Regions from separate parts of the Homo sapiens genome. Here region 2 is linked to region 1. The links are chromatin contacts, found by Hi-C in ENCODE. All regions are on one chromosome and are shown on one strand. The core of a region is the stretch at or near the end of the contact, and the rest is flanking DNA. Distances in the headings are between cores, read along the strand shown.

What was found. Hi-C counts contacts between places; a loop is a spot of excess contacts on that map. Pooled maps may share reads with other maps.
Region 2: a loop to region 1 is called in a map of K562, with 8 times the contacts of the local background. The contact joins two enhancer-like sites. A Hi-C loop is called at or near these places in 4 of 168 maps with a recorded cell type or tissue (GM12878, IMR-90, K562 and 1 more), 13 of 37 single-sample maps with no recorded cell type and 16 of 50 pooled maps.

Annotation. Positions count from the first base shown.
Region 1 is chr4:141,152,584-141,156,557 of GRCh38, reverse strand. It overlaps a transcript of RNF150 not described here. Among named protein-coding and RNA genes, the nearest start is that of RNF150, 21 kb to the right of the region's middle. Within about 2 kb of position 2,161, at least 2 of the 41 ENCODE cell types and tissues checked have a DNase peak (open chromatin) inside an H3K27ac peak, as active enhancers do.
Region 2 is chr4:142,126,836-142,130,809 of GRCh38, reverse strand. All of the region lies in intron 18 of INPP4B (inositol polyphosphate-4-phosphatase type II B), which reads left to right. Among named protein-coding and RNA genes, the nearest start is that of IL15, 490 kb to the right of the region's middle. Within about 2 kb of position 2,074, at least 7 of the 41 ENCODE cell types and tissues checked have a DNase peak (open chromatin) inside an H3K27ac peak, as active enhancers do.

The DNA of each region.
Region 1 (3,974 bases), core at 912-3,411:
TGTAGTCCCAGCTACTTGGGAGGCTGAGATAGGAAGATCACCTAAGCTCGGTCATTCAAGACCAGCCTGGACACATAGAAAGACCTCGTCTCTAAAATAATGTCAAAAAATCAGTCAGGTGTTGTGGCACATGCCTGTAGTCCCTCCTACTCAGGAGGATGAGGCAGGAGGATGGCTTGAGCACAGGAGATCAAGGCTGCAGTGAGCTATGATTGCACCACTGCACTTCAACCTGGATGACAGAGTAAGACCCTGTCTCAGAAATAAATAAATAAATATACTATAATCTTCATATGCATGCAACAATAGAATTTAGACATGAGAAATAAAAATAAAATGTTCAGCTCCCCAACTGACTAAATGGACACTCTCTTGGCCAAGGGGACCTCAGAGAAAGCTTAGAAACAGGGTTTCCAGCCATGATGGGATGGAAGGTCCATGTTGCCTCCTTTTTCCTCCTCCTTCCAGCCATGATGGGATGGAAGGTCCATGTTGCCTCCTTTTTCCTCCTCCTTCCAGCCATGATGGGATGGAAGGTCCATGTTGCCTCCTTTTTCCTCCTCCTTCCAGCCATGATGGGATGGAAGGTCAGGCTCACCTACTTTTTCCTCCTCCCTCACTAACCACCAGACTTTTCTTTCCTAAGAGTTAAACAGAAACCTGTCCTTTTGAAAGACTTGCTCTGCTACTGATTTCAAACAACTGCCTGATACTGCAACCAGACTCCCCTTCGTTTTTGTGGTTTCGGCACAACAATTGACCAGCATTCCTGGCTGGTGAGAGACCACGCACCATGGACTCGTTCTGGCTGTTTACAGGACTGGGCACTGCATGTCTTTGTGTCCTCCATTTCACCTTTTGACATATACAGCCAAATTTTGATGCATTTAAATGTTGTCTCCACCCCAAAGTGAAAATGGGATGTATATAACATTCATGTTTGCTTACTACTCATACTTGCATACCCAATTTTGTGATTATTCCTAGTCCTGCTATACCCTGTTTAATATGTATACTTATCCAACCCATTCAGCATAAATTCCTGTCTCACCCTTCCTCCTTCAAAGTGCCCACTTTCAGTTTCTGCCAGAATCTATGCTTCTCGGCCTGTAGGATGGCCGGCTTGCAGGCTGCAACTCTTTTTAAGGAATAAAGCTCTCGGCCGGTCGTAGTGGCTCACGCCTGTAATCCCAGCATTTTGGGAGGCCGAGGCGGGTGGATCATCTGAGGTCAGGAGTTCAAGGCCAGCCTGGCCAACATAGTGAAACCTGCCTCTACTAAAAATACAAAAAAAAAAAAAAAAAATCAGCCGGGTGTGGTGGTGCATGCCTGTAGTTCCAGTTACTCAGGAGGCTGAGGCAGGAGAATTGTTTGAACCCAGAAGGCAGAGGTTGCAGTGAGCCAAGATCGCGCCACTGCACTCCAGTCTGGGTGACAGGGCATGACTCTGTCTCAAAATAAAATAAAATAAAACATAAAGCTCTCCTCTCCAAATGTATAGATCTCACAATTTTAAGTTGACGGACAAAAGAGGATTGTTTATGAAGAAGGAGCTAATGGTAAAATATCTGACTCTGACGAAGGATGACATCACCAAGCATTTATTTTAGTGAATAGGCATATTTCTAAAATGCCTGTCTCCTATCATTATGAGTCAGGCATGAAGGTAATTACCTCTACCCATCTTTAGGGTTACTGATAAAACTAAATGAGACACTGCATCTGAAACATAGGTTGTTGTTGAATAATGGTTTCTCTCTTTTCCTCATCTCTACCAATTTGTGTTCTTTCATCCTTCAAACCTTCCTGAGAGCTTACCTTCTCATGATACGATTTCTTTAAGTTAAATTCAGCTGTTAATTTATGTTCTTTTTGCACTCAAATATGTGGTCTGCATTTTAAGTATAGCTGCTTAAGTTTTCAGATGTGTTGCACAGGGGCATATTCTATCTCTCTAGAAACACACCAGAATTGCAAGGTGTTCAGCCAAGGCAGAGAAATTGGCCTCCACTTGTTCTCGAGTGTGTGTGTTCTCTGACTCTTCTCAACTCTTCCCCAGCCCCCCAGCATTTAGCCCACTGATCCAAATAGAGTCATTACCCAACAAATTGTGAGAAGTGCTTGCCTAACAGCCCCTCTAACTTAATAGCATTGTGCCACACAGGCACGCTAAGGAAGGACAGAATGACCTCTTTCATTATGCAGGCCTGTGATGTTCCTCATTAGTTTTATAAGAGCCAATTCCTTTCACCAGAGTGGGGAGGATCTGGCTACTTACGTGGGAAGAACGTAAGTTGGAAATTGGCCAAGGAACTGATAGTACTATCAACTGGACACAGAGTCTTTCTGCTTTATGTCAACTATTACAGCAGAGCTCCTCCTGTTGTTTACTCTGTGGGCAGTCTTAAAATGATGTGTCTAATAGCAAAGTCTTACTGAGTGCCATTTATGTACCTGGAACTATTCTAAGTGCTTATACATATATGGACTCATTTAGTACTCACAGCAAACTGATGAGATAAGTATAATGATTATCTGTTTTACACATGAAAAAACTGAGGCACAGAGAGATGGAGAAATTTGTCCCAAAGCAGACAACTAATAAGTGGCATATCTGGGATTCAATCTCAGCAAACTAACTCGAGAGCCTGCTCTCTTAGCCATACATTACACTGTGGTGTATGCTCACTGCTGCATACCTCCTCTATTCACTATGGATCAATCCTGTAGGCATACATGAACACCTATGAGAAAAAGTTTCAAAGACAGGTTAGACATCATTTCTACTCTCTGTGGTCCCACAATCTAGTTGGGAAACAAATAGAAAAATATGTAATGGAAACTTTATATCCTTCTGGACCATTTGAAACCTACTATATCATCTACCCACTCACTATCCTCTTTCTCTTTGGATAGGTGAATGCTCATCTGAAGATGTTTTACCATTATTTCTTTACTGTGTGGGTTAGTACACAGGGCTGCCATAACAAATTACCACAGACTGGGTGTCTTTAGACAACAGAAATTTATTTTCTCACAATTCTAAGAGCTTGAAGTTCAAGATCAAGGTGTCAGCAGGGTTGGTTTCTTCTGAGGCCCCTCCCCTTGGCTTGTAGATGGCCATCTTTCCCTGTGTCTTGACATGGTCTTCCTCTTACCCATCTGTGTCCAGACTTACTCTTTCTTTAGGGACATCAGCGAAACTGGATTAAGACCCACCTTAATGACCTCATTTTAACTTCATTACCTCTTTAAAAACCCTTTCTCCAAACACAGTCACCATCTGTGGTACTGGGAGTTAGGACTTCAATAAACGAATCAATAAATGAATTTTTGGGGAACACAACTCAGTCCACAACACTGTATTAACCCTCCCTCCCCAACAACTTCTCTAGAAAGTGCTCTGACATCTTTAATGACAATATACTCCCAGCACTTGAAAGAATTAAAAATTTTTCTCAGTCTGAGACAGGAGAAGAAAAAAATTATGTGTATTGCAAGCAAAGTGCATAATTAAGATGTTGCGAATGATTCCTGGGAATACCCTTCTGGTAACTCAAAAACACTGCCAGCATCAGGACAAATAGCTAATGCATGTGGGGCTTAATACCTAGGTAATGGGTTGATAGGTGCAGCAAACCACCATGACACACATTTACATATGTAAAAAACCTGCATATTCTGCACATGTATCCCAGAAATTAAAGTAAAATTTATAAAAACACTGCCTATAATTGCTTTCAAAGGCTAATTTAGTATTCTTCCCATTATATGATGTTACATATGTGTGTAAAGTGAAGTTTATCTAACAAAAAAATAGATTGCACACCCCAGCTTTTATCCCCCAGAAGTGGTTAGTACACCCCAAACATCTTCTGGGGCAGGATAAAATTAGGAGTGAGCCCTTATAATGGTGATAAAGTAAATATAAGGGTTGAGAAGATCTCATTACGTAATTCATAGTGAGAGTCATT
Region 2 (3,974 bases), core at 825-3,324, 970 kb before region 1:
ATAGCCATTTGTCTTGGGTTGAGCAGTACAGTTATTTCTCATACATGTGGAAGGTGCTAAGATCAGTCATTTACCTTGGATCATAGTTCAGTGGACATTACACTGATTACATTTTAAGATACATGTTTGTTCTTTATGTGAATGTCCTTAGGGCCTTTGAGGCTGCCCTGAGATAGAGGCAAGGGAAAGTACATTCACATGCTACCTTCCTCTCAGGGTTAATATAAACCTTGTTTCTTCATTCACCCTGTCTGATACACATTGTTTCTGATGTGGCCTTGCTTCTTAGCTCTTGCCCTGTTCACATATCCTCTGCGCCGTCCTTTATCCCCACCCCTATCGACCTCCATTCCCTATCCCTACCATGGTGACTGCCTATACCTAGACTCCCATTGGTTTTATTCCATGGCTTCAGCTTAACATTTACTTCTGTTTTATTCCTGCCTTCTCCAAATCACTGAGTGATCTCAGTCATTTATTTCCTCTCTTCCAGTACCCCCTGTTTCTCCCTTTGGTCAGTTTATGCATCTATTTATTAGATTTGTCATTACAAAACCAAACACTCCTCTCAGTCTCTATTCCTACAAAGCCTCACTGTGGGTGTCTACTACCTGCAGTCCAGGCAGACTTCCCTGGGCACTTTCCACATGTGACTTCCTTTAAGTTTGCAGTAAATGCCACAGCCATGAGTGAACACAGTCTTCTCACCAGAGATGAACTCTCTTGCCTCTAAACTCTCTCTCTTCTAAAACTCGTTTGGTCACTGTCCCAACTTTTGTAGCTGTTATCATACCACCTTATACTGTAGGTATTCCTTTGTACTTCTTACCTTTCCTTCTCAATTTTAGCTCCTTGAAGGAGGGGGCATGAGTTAAAAATATTAGTATCACCCACAGCACCTCACATAGAAGACACTATCTTTGTCCAATGAATGAGTCCATTTCTCATGATGTCATGAAAAAGGAGGGGGGGAGCAATGATATAAGAAAGACACATTAGCATTTATTAAAAGAAGAAAAATAAAAATAGATTTCTCAATTCCTGTATCAGAGACAGGCAGTAGATTATAAAGACAGGAAGAGGGTCAGGAAGGCTTGGTTGGAGAAGGACATTCTGAGTGGCCTGGAAAACATTCGAAGCAGCCAAGTTTCCACAGGTGCTTTTCTTTTCCTGATTACTCTTCTATTGTCTGGAATTAGCCTAGTTTCTAGGCCCTGTGCCCCTAGGATATGTCCAGGTATTTAGAGGCCTCCTATGGGCAGATGTCTAGGGTCTATGACCAAAGTTGGCGACGTGTATTATGCCCATACAAAGGAATTTACCTATAAAGTGTCTGCAGAAGAAACCTTATTATTAGTTGATCCCTTCACATTATTAATGTTCACACTGCAAAATTGTGCCTGAAAGACAAGAACTTCACTCACAGAGGCACATAGGTACCCTTATTTGGGTTGATGTAAGGCATAGGCCCTTCAAAATCAACAAAAATTTTATAAGCAGGAAATAACAAGCCCCCAACCATGAACCGGTCACCATTTCTGTACTACCTGGGGTTCAGGCATAGATGAAAACCCCTACTGGCTGTAAGTTTGGTCTGTGTTCACTTCATGACCTTGGGAATTTTATTGCCCCCCTTAATGGCCATTCTAATTGCTTGGCTTCACAGTTCATCATCTTGTTACCTTAAGAGAATCCTAAGAGCTGGCTCATTTCTTCTGTTATCTCTTTGCATAAAGTTTAATGCATGTGCAATCTTTTTACTTTTCCTTTTTTCTGTGTCTGAAAGGTTGCGATAACGGAAATAACAATAGCTACAAGCTTTTGTGAAGTTAATTATTTTAAATGAGCAAAGAAGACCAAGCACCTGAGAAGAGAATGGCTCAGAAATTGTGAAGAAAGCATGATGCTCTGCTACAGTTGGTTGATATTTGGCTCTTTTATTTTTCTCCTGAGTAACATAAGAGTGATTGAGCTCAGAGGACATGAACATCCTGCACAGGAAATAGATGATGTGTGGAGGAGGTGAGGGGGGCACCCAGCAGCCGTTCTCTGAATCCTTCAGTGAGCTTCCCTTGAATATGCCGGAGAAGCAAGTAGAGGGCTGGAAAACAGAGGCTGTGCTTGGATGGCTCCCAACACACTTCACAAAGCTCAGGAAAAGCTCAGCTAAGCCACATGCATTTTATGTTTTCCCGAGGAAAGATTCTTGTTGGTCTCAGGGTTAAGGAGTCTCAGCAAGTTCTTATAGACACACTAAAACATTCACTTAGTGTTTCCCTCTGTCATGGAAAGGAGCCCAGGGAATAAAATCACACTTAGTGCCTGCGAGGCTAGTTGGCTCAGGGCAGAGATAGTGGGGCAGTGACTATATTGTGGGGCACCCTTAGCTCCCCAGCTTCACTAGGTTTATAAAAAAGGTATGTGTGTGTATGTGTGTGTGTGTGTGTGTGTGTGTGTGTGTGTGTGTATAAAAGTACGAAATCCTGAAATACACACATCCACTCTTCTGAGTTTAGTTTTTTCAAGTTTCAACTAAGATTGTGTGTATGTGTGTGTGCACACACGTATATATATGTGTATATACATACACACACACACACACATATATATATTTATATATGAATGAATACTACCTTCATCTTTATCAGGAGGACCAAATAAACACCATGTAAACTGTAAGGTATAGAGAGACATAAAGGTGAGGGGCAAGTGACAAGTCTGAAAACTGTCAAGAGCTGAAGCTTGGGTTTTTTTTAATTTTCCCCAAAACATATTTTAAAGCAAAAGACTAAAGCATTTATTTTTCCTTTGTGAGAATGATTTGGGATGTTCATTGGAGCAAAAAGGCCATTTATGAACTGACTTTGGCTTTGCTTTGGCCTGTCGTAGCCACTGTGTTTATTTCAGAACCTGAGATTTACACTGACTGCATATTAACAGAGAAGAAAACCTGGAGTCATTGGCATTGGAATTTTCCAGTACAATTTTCCATTATCTGCTCAACTTAAATTGTTTCTTTTCTAGAAAAAAAATGTATTTTTAGCTTTTTCACTTATGTTCCTCCATAGAAGGCTTACTACTATTTTAAAGACATATTACCTTGCTCACAAACTTGTAATTTTCTCATTCATAATTAATGCTTTCCGATATTGTCATTGTCCTGATATTTTAGCCATAAAAAGTATATATAATTATGCAAAATAGAGACACTGGAATATTGTTAGTATCAGAAGTATGTAACACTGTTCCTAGGTTTAGAATGTTGTGTGTTCCTTTTATCCTGGGTTTCCACTTCCAATCTAGTGAAACTGGAAACCAGACTTGTTTTGGTGTTGTTTTTTTTGTCATCTGATTGTAATTTATAATTAAGAATCAACTGGTTAAATAAGTGAAGATGGAAGTGAATAAAGCAACTATCCTTATGCTAATGAGACAATCTGCAAAGTTTTCTCCTTTAAATACTTTTTAGAGAAACAAATATTTAATTAGAATTGTCACTTAATGTCTTGCAAGAAAACAAATGTGGTCACTTAAGTTATTTTTTAAATTTTCTAACTAGAAAAATCATATAAAGTATTGACCAGTTGATTCAGTATAGTACCATGCAAGATGCTTAAACAATAAGTACATGCTGTTTGGGAACTATACAACTGCGTACAAAGTAAAAATCAGTTACTTGAATGCAGTAAGTGCAAAGTAGTTCTGCTTCAGCCTGATTAAGCAGCGCCACCTACTGCACAGAAGATGTATTTTATGTTTGGGAATTCTCTAGTAGAAACAAATCTCTACAGAGCTAAGCACAGAACAAAAGCAGTTTTCAGTCTGTTATCGTTTAAAATTTACATCTGGGTTAATTTATTGAAGTTTTTTCTAGTGTTTCCCTGTGTCTATTAGTCTACCCATTCATATTGAGAACAACAATTAAATAAAGGGAGAGAACAGGAGATAAAAATGCAAATATGAAAAAATAGGAA